Regions from separate parts of the Homo sapiens genome. Here all the other regions are linked to region 3. A link is a contact called in ENCODE Hi-C or POLR2A ChIA-PET data. All regions are on one chromosome and are shown on one strand. The core of a region is the stretch at or near the end of the contact, and the rest is flanking DNA. Distances in the headings are between cores, read along the strand shown. Region 1 holds the start of PPM1G (protein phosphatase, Mg2+/Mn2+ dependent 1G). Region 2 holds the start of NRBP1 (nuclear receptor binding protein 1). Region 3 holds the start of MPV17 (mitochondrial inner membrane protein MPV17).

Region 1 (4,538 bases), core at 170-2,669, 86 kb before region 3:
CAGCACTTTGGGAGGCTGAGGCGGGTAGATCACGAGGTCAGGAGTTCGAGACCAGCCTGGCCAACATGGTGAAACCCCGTCTCTACTAAAAATACAAAAATTAGCCAGGCGTGGAATCCTAGCTACTCGGGAGGCTGAGGCAGGAGAATCGCTTGAACCTGGGAGGCGGAGGTTGCAGTGAGCCAAGATAGCGCCACTGCACTGCAGCCTGGGCAACAAGAGCGAAACTCTGTCTTAAAAAAAAAACAATAGTAGGCGGGGTGCGGTGGCTCACGCCTGTAATCCCAACACTTTGGGAGGCCGAGGCGGGCGGATCACGAGGTCAGGAGATGGAGACCATCCTGGCTAACACGGTGAAACCTCGTCTCTACTAAAAATACAAAAAATTAGCCAGGCGTGGTGGCGGGCGCCTGTAGTCCCAGCTACTCGGGAGGCTGAGGCAGGAGAATGGCGTGAACCCGGGAGGCGGAGCTTGTAGCCTGGGCGACAGAGCGAGACTCTGTCTCAAAAACAAACAAAAAACAACAACACAACAGTGCCCCAGACTCTCTCCCTCCAATGTACACTGCATACAAAGACTAGACAAACGATGCCAAAGGTTACACCAGGACGACAATGAAGTCCAAGTCACTCATCTTGGCGCTTCTTTTTATCAAGCTAGCTAGTTAATATTACCACTTACAATCATTCTCCGAGTCCAGCCAGCTTCCTCAGAAATCCTCCCCAAATGCAGTTCACATTCTTCCCTCACTCCTCCAAACCTTATAACATTATTCCCTTTTCCTGTGGCATAATGCAATCCAGAGGCATCCTCTCTGAGAGCCTACATCCTTTCAATCCTCCAAGAAACAGCTCCTCCTCCCATCCTTGAGCTTTTCCCACCCAGAATAGGCTGTACCAAACATTTCTACATTGTATTAACTCGAATTATATCACAGATCGAGGTCTTCGCTTTCAGAAAAGACTCACATTCTTCTCATATAGGCCTCGCATGGCCTGGCCAAGTACTTCCTAAGCTCGGAACAAATACTGGTCAACTTTAATTGAACCAAATCGGGCGGGGTTTGCGGAGTCTGAGAGTGCAACGTTGGGGAGAGGGGGATGAAAACACTGGAGGACGGGCTGAAAGCGTCGAGTCCGACACAAAAGAGGCGTCAGACAAAACGCCAAGAGGCTGGGGACTGGGAACGAAGGAAGAGGTTCTGCCAGAGGCGACCTGCCACCTGCGCGAGGAAGCGGAGTAGGACGGCGGCCGTTGGTGGGCGTGGTCGCGCTAGTCTCGCGGGAGCGGCCGTTGGGCGGGCCGTTGTCCCTGCGGGCGGGGCGAGTTGCTAAGGAAATGACTGCCCGCAGCGCCTGGCCCCGCCGCGCAGGCCGGGCGGGGTCTGGAGCGGCGCCGTTTCCGCTTCCGCTCCCTCACAGCTCCCGTCCCGTTACCGCCTCCTGGCCGGCCTCGCGCCTTTCACCGGCACCTTGCGTCGGTCGCGCCGCGGGGCCTGCTCCTGCCGCGCGCACCCCCGGGGCTTCGGCTCCGGCACGGGTCGCGCCCAGCTTTCCTGCACCTGAGGCCGCCGGCCAGCCGCCGCCATGGGTGCCTACCTCTCCCAGCCCAACACGGTGAAGTGCTCCGGGGACGGGGTCGGCGCCCCGCGCCTGCCGCTGCCCTACGGCTTCTCCGCCATGCAAGGCTGGCGCGTCTCCATGGAGGTGAGGAGGCAGGGGCCCATAGGCTGGCCGCTGCGGGGCGGGAATCTGACGGAGAAAGAGAGCGGGGGATGGGGTCCTCCCCTGGGAAGGGTCCCAATTGGGAGCCTGCGGCCGCAGCGGCCGTTTGCGGGGCGACAGAGACCGCGGGGTCAGGGCCGAGAGGGAGCTCCCGATGCTTGGGGACCGTGTGCCGGTGGCCAGTGGCGGCGAGGGCTCGGCCATGTGGGAAGAGGCACCTTCCGCCCACTGACCGCCCTCTCCCCGAGCTTTGGCGCCATCCTCTCGTGCCAACCTAGCCCTCCAGGCTCATCAACGGTGTGAGGTTTAGTGTGGGAGTAAAGACGCAAATAGGGGCTATTTATTCATTTGTTTTTCAAGGGAGAGGTGAATAGATGTGAATAACTTTTTAAATTTTAATATTTAAAATATCTGATGTGGGAAGCCTCTTTTGGCTAGGAGTTTGACAGTGAAAGGAACCCCGGGCAGAGTCTGTTTCACATTTTGGTTGCCTGGCCTTGGGCTCTTGCATGTTAATTTCAGAGGCTGGACCCGACCTCCAGGAGTTGTCACTCATTTGCACTCTTTTCAGGGCCTTTTACTAACTTCGGAAAACTTGAATTATGTCAGTCCCTAGGTTTTCCTTTTTATTATGCTTCGTTTTCTTTCTCTCTTAGGATTTCTCTAAAACTTAATCAGTAATTCTCATTTGCCTGTAATTGTAGTTTATAGTTTCTTTGATTGTAAGTCATTTCATCAATTTTTTTCATCACAACCTACCTACAAAGGGCTTTTCTAGAAAATTTTACTCTGGACAAAAGGGGAAAAGAAAAATATTGGGGGGAAAGTAGTAGTATTAGGTAAAACTTGATGTGAAACTACAAAAGAGAAGAGGGAAAACTGCGGTAGGGAGGAAAGGGAGGAAGACGGGTTAACCGTGGCTTTGTGAAGAGCATTCTGAAGTCTAGGCAAAAGGGCCAGGGAAATACTCTGTCTGGTATTGAGGGTTTCTCCACCTACCGGGTGGGCTTCAGGTAACAGCGAAATACTGTCTCCCTTGGGAATTGTTTCAGATCCCTCGCTCCTCCCTGTGGTTAGCTCTGGAATGACAGTATGAACTTAAATGTTTTGTTTTCCGATTCAAATTTTATATTCATAACTGACCTTAATAACAATTTTATAATTAGGTATAAAATTTCAGGATTGGAGTGTATCCTATAGTTCATCTCATCTGCTTTGGCTCCCTTTTTTTTTTTTTGAGACAGAATTTCGCTCTTGTTGCCCAGGCTGGAATGCAATGGCGCGATCTCGGCTCACCGCAACCTCCGCCTCCCAGGTTCGAGCAATTCTCCTGCCTCAGCCTCCCTAGTAGTTGGGATTACAGGCATGTGCCACCACGCCTGGCTTATTTTGTATTTTTAGTAGAGACAGGGTTTCTTCATGTGGGTCAGGCTGGTGTTGAACTCCTGACTTAGGTGATCTGCCTGCCTCGGTCTCCCAAAGTGCTAGGATTACAGGCATGAACCACCACACCCTGCGGCTCCCACATTTTATAGCTAAGAAATTGAGGCCCAGAAAGGTTAGGACACTGTTTTGGTGGAAAGAATTTGTAGGATCAGATCGTTGAAGACACTAGACATTGTTAATCATCTATGTCAAACTGAAGCATAGCATTCATATTTCACCACCATACACAGTATAACTATTTGGTAGATGTAATTGTCTATTAGAAATATCTAGGCTGGGCGCAGTGGCTCACGTCTGTAATCCCAGCATTTTGGGAGGCCGAGGCAGGCAGATCACCTGAGCTCAGGAGTTCGAGACCAGCCTGGGCAACATGGCAAAAACCCTGTCTCTACAAAAAATACAAAAAAATTAGCTGGGCATGGTGGCACCCACCTGTAGTCCCAGTTACTTGGGAGGCTGAGATAGAAAATCACTTTGAGCCTGAGAGGCAGAGCCTTCATTGAGCCAAGATCGCCCCTCTGCACTCCAATCTGGGTGACAGAGCGAGACGCTGTCTCAAAAAATAAATGAATAGGCCAGGCATGGTGGCTCATGCCTGTAATCCTAACACTTTGGGAGGCTGCGGCGGGCGGATTGCCTGAGCTTAGGAGTTCGAGACCAGCCTGGACAACATGAAGAAACCCCGTCTTTATTAAAATACAAAAAATTAGCTGAATGTGGTGGTGCGTGCCTATAATCATAGCTACTTGGAAGGCTGAGGCAGGAGAATCGCTTGAATCCCAGAGGCGGAGGTTGCAGTGAGCCAAGATCGTGCCACTGTACTCCAGCCTGGGCGACAGAGTGAGACACTGTCTCAAAAAAAAAAAAAAAAAGAATAAATAAATAAATCTGGGTATAGTTTCGTAGGAAAGTCTTTTTGTAAAGTAGGTAGTCAAGAAGTTCCATTTCCATGGCATTTTCTGTTAACGTTGTGAGATTTGAGGTGAATATTCCATCTCGCAGTAAAACGTTTCTTCCAGGTTTCTCATTTAATATTTTTCACTTCTCTGCTGTTGTTTTTTCATTTCTTTGGTACCCTTCTTTCTACTTTTACTTACGGATTGAGTTGCTTGGCTACTCAGTGTTTCACGTTGGTTTGCCCAGTGATTCCATACTATTTGCTGCTTCTCTGTAGGGCATTTCCCTTTATTTTTGGTTTCTCCTCAATTAGAAAATGATTTTTTTTGTCAGGGACGGTTTAGTGTGTAGAGATCTTACTAGACTATTCCTTACATCCTAATCTTCCTCCTGAGAGATAACTGCTTAGGGTATTAAAATCTTGCTAATGTGCTGTTTCTGAAGTTGCCCTTGTTTGAATAAATATGCCT
Region 2 (4,280 bases), core at 1,262-3,761, 110 kb before region 3:
TTTTTAGTAGAGATGGGGTTTCACCGTGTTAGCCAGGATGGTTTCAATCTCCTGACTTCATGATCCGCCCGCCTCAGCCTCCCAAAGTGCTGGGATTACAGGCGTGAGCCACCACACCCAGCCTAGGTTATTTCTTACAAGTATAAATAACTCAAGGTACAACTTTTATAGGAAAAAGTATTATACAGCATAACATTTTCAGGGTCATGGGTACTTGAAGAAAAAGAATTATTGAGAGCTAAATGCCATTAACTTGTACAAAAAGTCACAAGACAACCACTTAATGTTATTTCATATCTCTAAGAATAAAGACTGTGAAGGAGTTGGAACCTGTGTGTGCTCAGCTCAAGAGAGTTCTCTACAGTATGAAAGAGATACCCTGGGCCAGGCAAGCTGGCCCACGCCTGTAATCCCAGCACTTTGGGAGATGGTGGCAGGCAGATTGCTTGAGCTCAAGAGTTCGAGACCAGCCTGGGCAACAAAAAAATACAAAAATATACAAAAATTAGCAGGGTGTGGTGGCGCACGTCTATAATTCCAGCTTATTCAAGAGGCTGAAGCACGAGAATCACTTGAACTCAGGAGGCGGAGGTTGCAGTGAGCCCAGATGGCGCCACTGCACTCCAGCCTGGGTGACAGAGTGAGACTATGACTCAAAAAAAAAAAAAAAAAGAAAAAAAGAAAGAAAAGAAAAAGAAACTGATACCCTGGAAACTAAATGTGCTCCTCTAAGTTCAGAAGTCTCCAGTCAACACACCAATCTTTTGAAAAGCCCACATTTATTTTTAGAACTCTCTGATGCCCATTTGTGCCCATCTCTGCCCCCAATCTACACTACGTTTAACTCAACTCAGGAGATTTTTATTAGAAGACAGTCTAGTAAATACCAAAGAGCAATAGGCAGTACAGAGGAAATCTGGCAAGATATTCTTTCCCTATGTTATTTTCTAGATCCTGACTTATTCTAGAGAGATTTGCCAGGCGCGCTGGCTCATGCCTGTAATCCCAGCTACTTAGGAGGCTGAAGTGGGAGGATCGCTGGAGAGGGATTTAACTCAGCCAGCCAGGAAAGCTACTATCTGCCTGTTTTAGTAATCTACCAGAAAACTTCTGTTAGAGATCATGTTCCTTCTTCTGAAAAGTAGCTAAGAAAATGGTAAGACACTATTAGTTACTTCCTTGAGCAGCTGCATTCACTGAATGCATCTAAAATCTGAACAACTAAATAAAATTCCCAGCCAGACTACAGTAGGAAATAACAGTAGAATTCTAATACAGGAAAGCTGTAGCCAATGGGCTCCAGAGAAACTTCTGGACCGAGGACACAAATAACTAATCCACAGTAGGGCACCACAGGAGACACCAACCCTTCATCAGAGATAGATGCCCTTGGAATTTGCTTATCCCCCCCACCTTCCTAATTTTTGTGACTTTTTATCCCTTCCTAATTTTTCCTTCGCAGGCAAAATGAGGGCAGTGCCCAAGATTCTCCAGCACTACTCCTATTGATGAAGAAACCTCTGCGACACTGGGAGTTTTGTCTCGGAGCCGCTGAGAGGTTTTAAAGAGATAACACATGGAAAAGCTCATATACTCCCATAAGGGGATTCTCGCCGCCTCCAGCCACCCTGAGACATGCAGTGTGTTCACTTTGGAGTAATGCAGATCGCCCTGCAAAGTTTTTCCCCGACACTTTCGTTTATTGGACAGCAGCCCCTCTGCGTGTCAACTCCTCTGCAAGAGCTCACGGGCCCAGGCCTCTCAGCTGTCCTCACCCTGAACGGACCAGAGGGCCTCTGAGACCCGCAGCACAGTCCAGTCGGAAATAAAACCGCTCTGGGGAGGAACCCGGCCCCTAGAATTTCACACTCCAACAGGTCGCATGCCCTGCGTCTGGAAGGCAGCCGCGGCCCGCGCGGGAACCAGGCTGGGGCCCAGGGAGCCAGCGGCGGCCACCTCATCAAAGGCCGGACCGACAGCGCAGTCAGGGGCGCAGGCCACGCCCCCGCGCAGTCTGCGCACCTCCCCGCGAGCAGGCCAGGCCAGGCCGCCGAGCTTCCGCAGGCCGCCGGGCCGCGACCGCCGCCCCCGCCCCCGCCCCCACCCGCCGGGCCCCGCCTCTCGCAGCCGGAGTTCCAAGCGAACGCCAGGGCCTCCCGACCCGCGCCCGCAGAATCCCGGGGCGCCGCCGCCAAGCCAGAGACGCCAGGGAGGGCTAAGCAGCGACTGCGGGGCCGAAGCGGCCCCTCGGCTCCAGCAGGCAGGGCCCGATCGGGCCTGGGCTACTGAGTGAGCAGGGCCGCCTTCAGCACCCGACTGGCGGGTCCCACCGTCCCGGGCCTCGGAGGCCGATCCTTCCGTCCTCTCGCGAACCCCTCCCTCCCGGGCCCTCTTTTCCCTGGGCGCTCACCTCCCGACTCCGCGCCCCGCAGCCTGCGCTTCAGCTCCAGCTCGGGTTCCGGGGCCCCGGATCACAGCGACTCCCTCACAGCTGCGCTCCGCAGCGCAACCGAACTGCGGGCCCCGCCCTCGCGGCGCCCGGACCAACGATGGGCGGTGCCGCACCGCCGGCAGGTTTCCATTGGGTGACGTTCTGGGTGGGCGGGGCCCGGCCCTCGGGCGTTCGCTGGGGTGGGCTTCCACCCGCTCTCCTCCCCTTGCGCCGGTCCGGCCGAGACCTCTCGGAGGGGTCGATGTTTTCGGTCCCAGCTGGGGCTCGTCTCTCTGTCCACCCCACCGCCCGGTCCAGGTGCCCCAGATGGTTCTGCTGGACGCAGAGAGGGCCTCCTACCTCTTCTTGAAGGCGCCATGACAGTTCTAATGCCTGGAAAAGACAAAAGGAGCGAAAGACATAGCCTCAGTCCGAGAGGAGCGCCCCCACCCCAGCCCCCGCCTGCATTATTTTGGAACGAGACTGGTGTGCAGGACGCCAATTCTCCGGAAAGCTTTTAAAATTTACCTAACACTGAAAATTAGTAGTTAACGCTTGGTGATTGCTTAGCACTATTTGCTTAAACTTTGTAAGAGGTTTTCACAGATGTTATTTCATTTGATCCTCATAAGAACGAACTCATTGAAATTATCATTCAATGGTAGTTGACAAATGCAAAAACCTGAATCAGAGGTATTAAGCTATTAACCGAAAGTTAAGTTGGTAAGAGCCAAGTCTAGAATCCGAAACAGTAAATTTCATCAAAGGAGACTACGTTGAGAAGATGTTTGGAAAGAATTTAGATTGGTTTCGAGTTAGTGGAAAGAAAAGATGATAAATTCTTGGTGAGCTATTAATCTGCGAAAACTAAGCGCGGAGCCTTCAGGATGGAAGTTCACTCTGCCCTTAGACGTGTATGATGGAGGGAAGATGATGAATCAATCAACAGAACTTGGAAATGTCACAATCACCAAATTTTACTGTCATTAAAGAGAATCTCTAATCCTGTTTCACTGGGAGAAAGGACAACTGGCAGAAACCCTCTCGTTTTCTCATCATCTCAAAATACTCGTTTTTAAAACCAATCTTTCGGCCGGGCGCGGTGGCTCACGCCCAGCACTTTGGGAGGCCGAGGTGGGCGGATCACTTGAGGTCAGGAGTTCGAGACCAGCCTGCTCAATGTAGTAAAACTCCGTCTCTACTAAAAATACAAAAATTAGCCGGGCGAGGTAGCACATGTCTGTTCTCTCAAGCTGCTTGGGAGGCTGAGGCGGGAAGATCACTTGAGCCCAGGAGGCAGAGGTTGCAGTAGGCCAAGACTGCACGACTACGCTCCAGCCTGGGCAACAGAGTGTGAGAATCCGTCTCAAAAAAAAAAAAAAAAAAAAAAAAAAAAAAATATATATATATATATATATATATATATATATATATATATATATGTATGTATGTTTTACCCTTTCTTCCTTGATTCTTCTATCTTTGGAAGAGGGGGGCTCAAACACCCTTTTTAAAATCTGATGTAACTTATGGGCCTTCTCTTGTACTTTAAAAAATGCACTTACCCAACAAATTTAGGATATAATTTCAGGAAACTGAGGTTAAGAATCTTTGCTCTGGGCTGGGCGCGATGGCTCATGCCTGTAATACCAGCACTTTGGGAGACTGAGGCGGGCGGATCATTTGAGGTCAGGAGTTCAAAACCAGCCTGGCCAGCATGGTGAAACCTCGTCTCTACTAAAAATACAAAAATTAGTCAGGCGTGCTTGTGGGCGCCTGTAATCCCAGCTACTCAGGAGGCTGAGGCAGGAGAATCACTTGAACCCGGGAGGCAGAGGTTGCTGTTAGC
Region 3 (4,081 bases), core at 1,457-3,956:
TTGACTCATTAGAATGTTTACCTACTTCAGTTCTATGTATAGGAGGTGTTTAGAACCCAAGTACTGTAATGTATTGTTATATCTCATCTTGTTAGAGTCCTCTTGTGGGATGCTGCAGACTCACAGTGACTATGATACTGCCTCCTAAGCAAGGACACACCCCAGTGATGAGAAATAGGCAAACCATGGTCTTGAAATGCCTAGGAGTATAGGCTGGGGTTTGGAGGGAAATAGTTGGATGACCTCAGGAAATAGAAAAAAACAGGCAGCTGCTTTTTGGAGAGAGTGGAGATGAGATCAGTGCCTACCTGGAACAAAACCCTCTGGCATTCTAGACTGGCTGAATATGTAGTGTAGGGACTTTATCATCTGTCAGAAAATCTCCTTTAAGAAGAAGCGATCAAGAAGTTTAGTCCTGGCCAGGTGTGGTGGCTCACGCCTGTAATCCCAACACTTTGGGAGGCCAAGGCAGGCGGATTACTTGAGGTCAGAAGTTCAAGACCAGCCTGGCCAATGTATGGTGAAACCCCGTCTCTACCAAAAATGTAAAAAATTAGCCAGGTGTGATGGCACACACCTGCAATCCCAGCTACTCAGGAGGCTGAGGCAGAAGAATCATTTGAACCTGGGATGCAGAGGTTGCAGTGAGCCGAGATCCTGCCACTGCACTCCAGCCTGGGTGACGGAGCGAGACTCCGTCTCAAAAAGAGTTCAGCCCCTATCCTGTACAGATGAGAAAATAGACCTGGAGGAAACCCAAGTCTATCAACAGCAGAGACCACAACCCATGTCAGTGCAAAGAAGCCAAGTGTTGCACTACCCTATTGGGATCCAGCTCACATTGAGCCAGTTTTGTTTTTTGAGCTGTTACGCAAGTGCCTTCTGTCGAAGAGAAGCTTTACTCAATTCTACAGGGCAGCCCCCTTCCTATTTTCAGTGGTAGAAAAGATGAGACCTGGGGATCCACACTTGAGGCTGTAGATTGGTGCTGGCAGCCCTGCTTCTGCAACTGAGTCTCAGCCCTAGTCTTGACCTTGTTCTTTTTCTCTAACAAGCCTTTTCTCTTTCTAACCCTCCCTCCCAATATACCCACTTCATACTATCCATTGTTCATACACTTCTCTACCTTTATTCCTCTTCTCATATTCCTCCCTTCGCCAGAGTGTCTTTTTCCACCATCTTCACCTGAGTTCAATTCATCCTTCAAGGTCCCGGCTCAAATTCCACCTTCACCAAAGAGCTTCCCAGTTTTCTCCAGTAAAAAATAGTTTCCCTCCCTTGTGTTCCCAAGGGGGAAGGGAGGAAAAAGGATAAACAAGCATTAAGCACTTGATCCATTTTAGGCACTTCGCATGTGTCACTTGTATGAGGTAGGTATTGCCATTTTACTTAATGATAAAAGAGTTGGAGAGGGTAAGCTGTCTGTAAAAGGTCAAGGTCATATAACTAGTAAGTGGTGGTGCTGGGGATTTGAACTCAGTCTAACTTCAGAATATAACTTTACAGCCTACCACATTTGGTCTCCTATTACATTTACTTTTGTCAGTTCACTCCTCTAGCATGCTGTTTTGCAAATAGCATTTTAGTTAAATGTTTGTGACATTGACTTCTCTTGCTTCCTTACTCTGTTTCTCCAGGATTTGTGGCAGGAGTCTCCCTGCCTTAATCATAAAGGAATTGAGTAAATTGGGGGTGGAGCTGGGCAGGTGGAGAGCCTGAAAGAGTGTGCCTCCTGACGTGTGGGCTCCCTGGAGATAAGTAAAGCCTGCCAGCCTGACAAGTCCATTGCCAGGGATATTGTAGACATTTCCAACGCTCTAGAAAGGATATTGCTCTATATTCACAGACTCTTAGAATGTTAGAGCTGGAAGGGGATTAAGAAATCACCTAGCTTACTGGTTTTCAAACATGCAGTTGTGGGCCCCGTTAAAAATGGGTCTTTTGAGAAGTATATACTTGGAAAAAAAAGTTGGAGAAGCAGCTGTAGTAATGCTGCCCCTCTCATCCCCACACACAAACATCTGAAAAATCCCTAGAACTGAGGAGCCGAGTTTGGAAAGTCAATAGTGTAACCTCCCTCATTTTACAGATGCAGAGCCTTAACATCAAGTCTAGTCATGACCAAGGCTGCACAGCCCGTTAGTTTGGGAGCCAATACCTAATGTCTTCTGAGGTTCTAATTCCAATGCTTTCTGTGGAAGAATCATACATACGCAGTATTTCTTAAGTGGCTGTTTGCGGCAAAGCACTGAAATAGTTGCTATGAGGACGACAAATATGAACGACCCCAGTTTTACCCACTCATGAGCTCACAGTTGAGGCCAGTGAAGAACCTAGAGACAAAACACGCACTTAACTATAACTTATAGTTCCCTAACTACGATTGCTGAGACAAGGATCGTAGTTATGGCCAGTTATGCGGGGAGGGTGGGCTGAACAATGAGACTACCGGATTGAGAGAGGCCCGGGTCTCGCGCGGAGAGAAGGGGCAGGAGGAGGCAGAGGGTCGAACTTAGGTGAGAAATATGGCTGGCGGGCCCCACACCAGGGTCCGGCACAGTCCAGCTGGAAAAGGGGTCTCTCACAGAGTGGGTGGCCGAGTTAGGCCGCTCTCCACGGGTATTCATGGCTCGGTCCACCCCCATTCCTGTCCTGGCTGCGTAATCCGAAGGACGCTGGGAGGAAGGGGCGGGACTTGTGGCGGAAGTTCCTAGGCCAGCCTGTCACGTGGGAGGGAGGCTCGGCGCTCAGGTGAGTGGCGGGTGATCTGCGGTCTCTGGCTTAAAGCGTCGCAAGCCATGAGTGCCCACAAGGTGTGTGGTCATCCTATATCCGGGCAGTGACGGGCCCTATTTTCGGTTTGGAGCTGGACTCAGGAAGGTTACAAACTGGTTCCAACCAAGTCTGAATCTGGAGACGGACCAAGCTATCTTTTGAGGCACCCAAGCTCTGGGTAGAAGCCAGAGCAAAGCTGTCCTCATGAGTGTCTCCGTCGGGAACGGAGGCTTCCAGGTGGTCTGGCTTCAGGAATGAGGTTGGGGTGGCTGGTGGCTGCTACCAGGAGTCCATAGCTTCCCACAGCCTTTCTCTCTTCCCCAATTGTCTAAGGCGACTCCTGCGACAGGAAGCTGTCTGGGAAGCATCCTTCATGTGGCCTCTGCCCCTTTAAGTCACATTGGAAGTGGGAAGGGGAAGGGAGTGGGCACAAGGGAATGTCAGGCGGCTTCTTAGTCGTGGAGAGGGACGGTGGGGGTGACCCCCTCTCCTCTTGGCTTGACAGGAAGCATGGCACTCTGGCGGGCATACCAGCGGGCCCTGGCCGCTCACCCGTGGAAAGTACAGGTCCTGACAGCTGGTGAGTGTCCCTCTAGGACTTGAGTGGGACCAGGGCAGACTGATTTGGAAGCCAGAGGCTTGCCCCACTGCACCACCCTCACTTCCTGTTTCTATTCGGCTCTCTTGAAGGGTTGGCTGTCTTTCATCCTACACTGTCCCCAGTCTGTTTTGGAGGGTGGTCCCCAAGGCTGTTTTTAAGGGGTATGCGTAGTTGGCCAAGCTGTGCAGTAGGGTTTTAGGATTTCAAAGTCCTCAAAAAGCTGAACAGTCAGCCCTGAAGGATAAAGGCATTGCCCCAGGAGGCCTCAACTTGGAAAACATTTTACCGTATGCAAAGCACTTTCATATACGTTATGGCATAGGGCCCCCACAAAGGTGTGTGAGCTAGGAGGGTTACTTGAGTCCACATTAGATCACACCTAATAAGTGCTGAATCAAGACTCTTACCCCAGTTTTTCTTGGTATTTTTTATTGTGAAACATACAAAAGAATGATTAAGATGTGTATGTACAGTTTAAATGGCATTAAAACTGAACACTCCTGTGTCAGTAATCAGCTTTGAGACCTCTTGAGTGCCTCTCCGTAATTCACCCAAAATTTCCTGAGTTTTGTTTATATCGTTCATTTGCTTTTGTTATCATTTACTGCCTAAATATGTATCTCCAAGGTTAGTATATTGGTATCTGATCACTCCATCCTGATCCATTTGGAGTGATCAGATACCAGTCACTCCAAATGCAGTGAT

What was found. Hi-C counts contacts between places; a loop is a spot of excess contacts on that map. ChIA-PET counts read pairs that join two places held with the same protein, here RNA polymerase II (POLR2A). Pooled maps may share reads with other maps.
Region 1: a loop to region 3 is called in a map of CD8-positive, alpha-beta T cell, with 20 times the contacts of the local background. The contact joins the promoter of PPM1G here to the promoter of MPV17 in region 3. A Hi-C loop is called at or near these places in 5 of 168 maps with a recorded cell type or tissue (B cell, CD8-positive, alpha-beta T cell and naive thymus-derived CD4-positive, alpha-beta T cell), 7 of 37 single-sample maps with no recorded cell type and 17 of 50 pooled maps. POLR2A ChIA-PET finds 5 or more read pairs at or near these places in 16 of 52 experiments (AG04449, CD4-positive, alpha-beta T cell, CD4-positive, alpha-beta memory T cell and 12 more).
Region 2: a map of B cell shows a loop between it and region 3 (17-fold over the local background). The contact joins the promoter of NRBP1 here to the promoter of MPV17 in region 3. A Hi-C loop is called at or near these places in 7 of 168 maps with a recorded cell type or tissue (B cell, CD4-positive, alpha-beta T cell, CD8-positive, alpha-beta T cell and 3 more), 14 of 37 single-sample maps with no recorded cell type and 23 of 50 pooled maps. POLR2A ChIA-PET finds 5 or more read pairs at or near these places in 18 of 52 experiments (CD4-positive, alpha-beta T cell, CD4-positive, alpha-beta memory T cell, H1 and 14 more).

What each region holds. Positions count from the first base shown.
Region 1 is chr2:27,406,472-27,411,009 of GRCh38, reverse strand. It overlaps PPM1G (protein phosphatase, Mg2+/Mn2+ dependent 1G), which reads left to right and starts at 1,419. Exons shown (of 10, transcript NM_177983.3): 1 at 1,419-1,707. The coding sequence starts at 1,588. RefSeq lists silencers at 1,249-1,438, 1,529-1,718, 1,789-1,838, 1,859-1,938.
Region 2 is chr2:27,426,862-27,431,141 of GRCh38, reverse strand. NRBP1 (nuclear receptor binding protein 1) reads right to left here and starts at 2,511. Exons shown (of 18, transcript NM_013392.4): 1 at 2,411-2,511. RefSeq lists an enhancer at 325-624 and a silencer at 1,994-2,143.
Region 3 is chr2:27,321,722-27,325,802 of GRCh38, reverse strand. MPV17 (mitochondrial inner membrane protein MPV17) reads left to right here and starts at 2,706. Exons shown (of 8, transcript NM_002437.5): 1 at 2,706-2,751; 2 at 3,281-3,355. The coding sequence starts at 3,286. RefSeq lists enhancers at 1,897-2,869, 2,992-3,051, 3,102-3,151, 3,162-3,251, 3,262-3,311.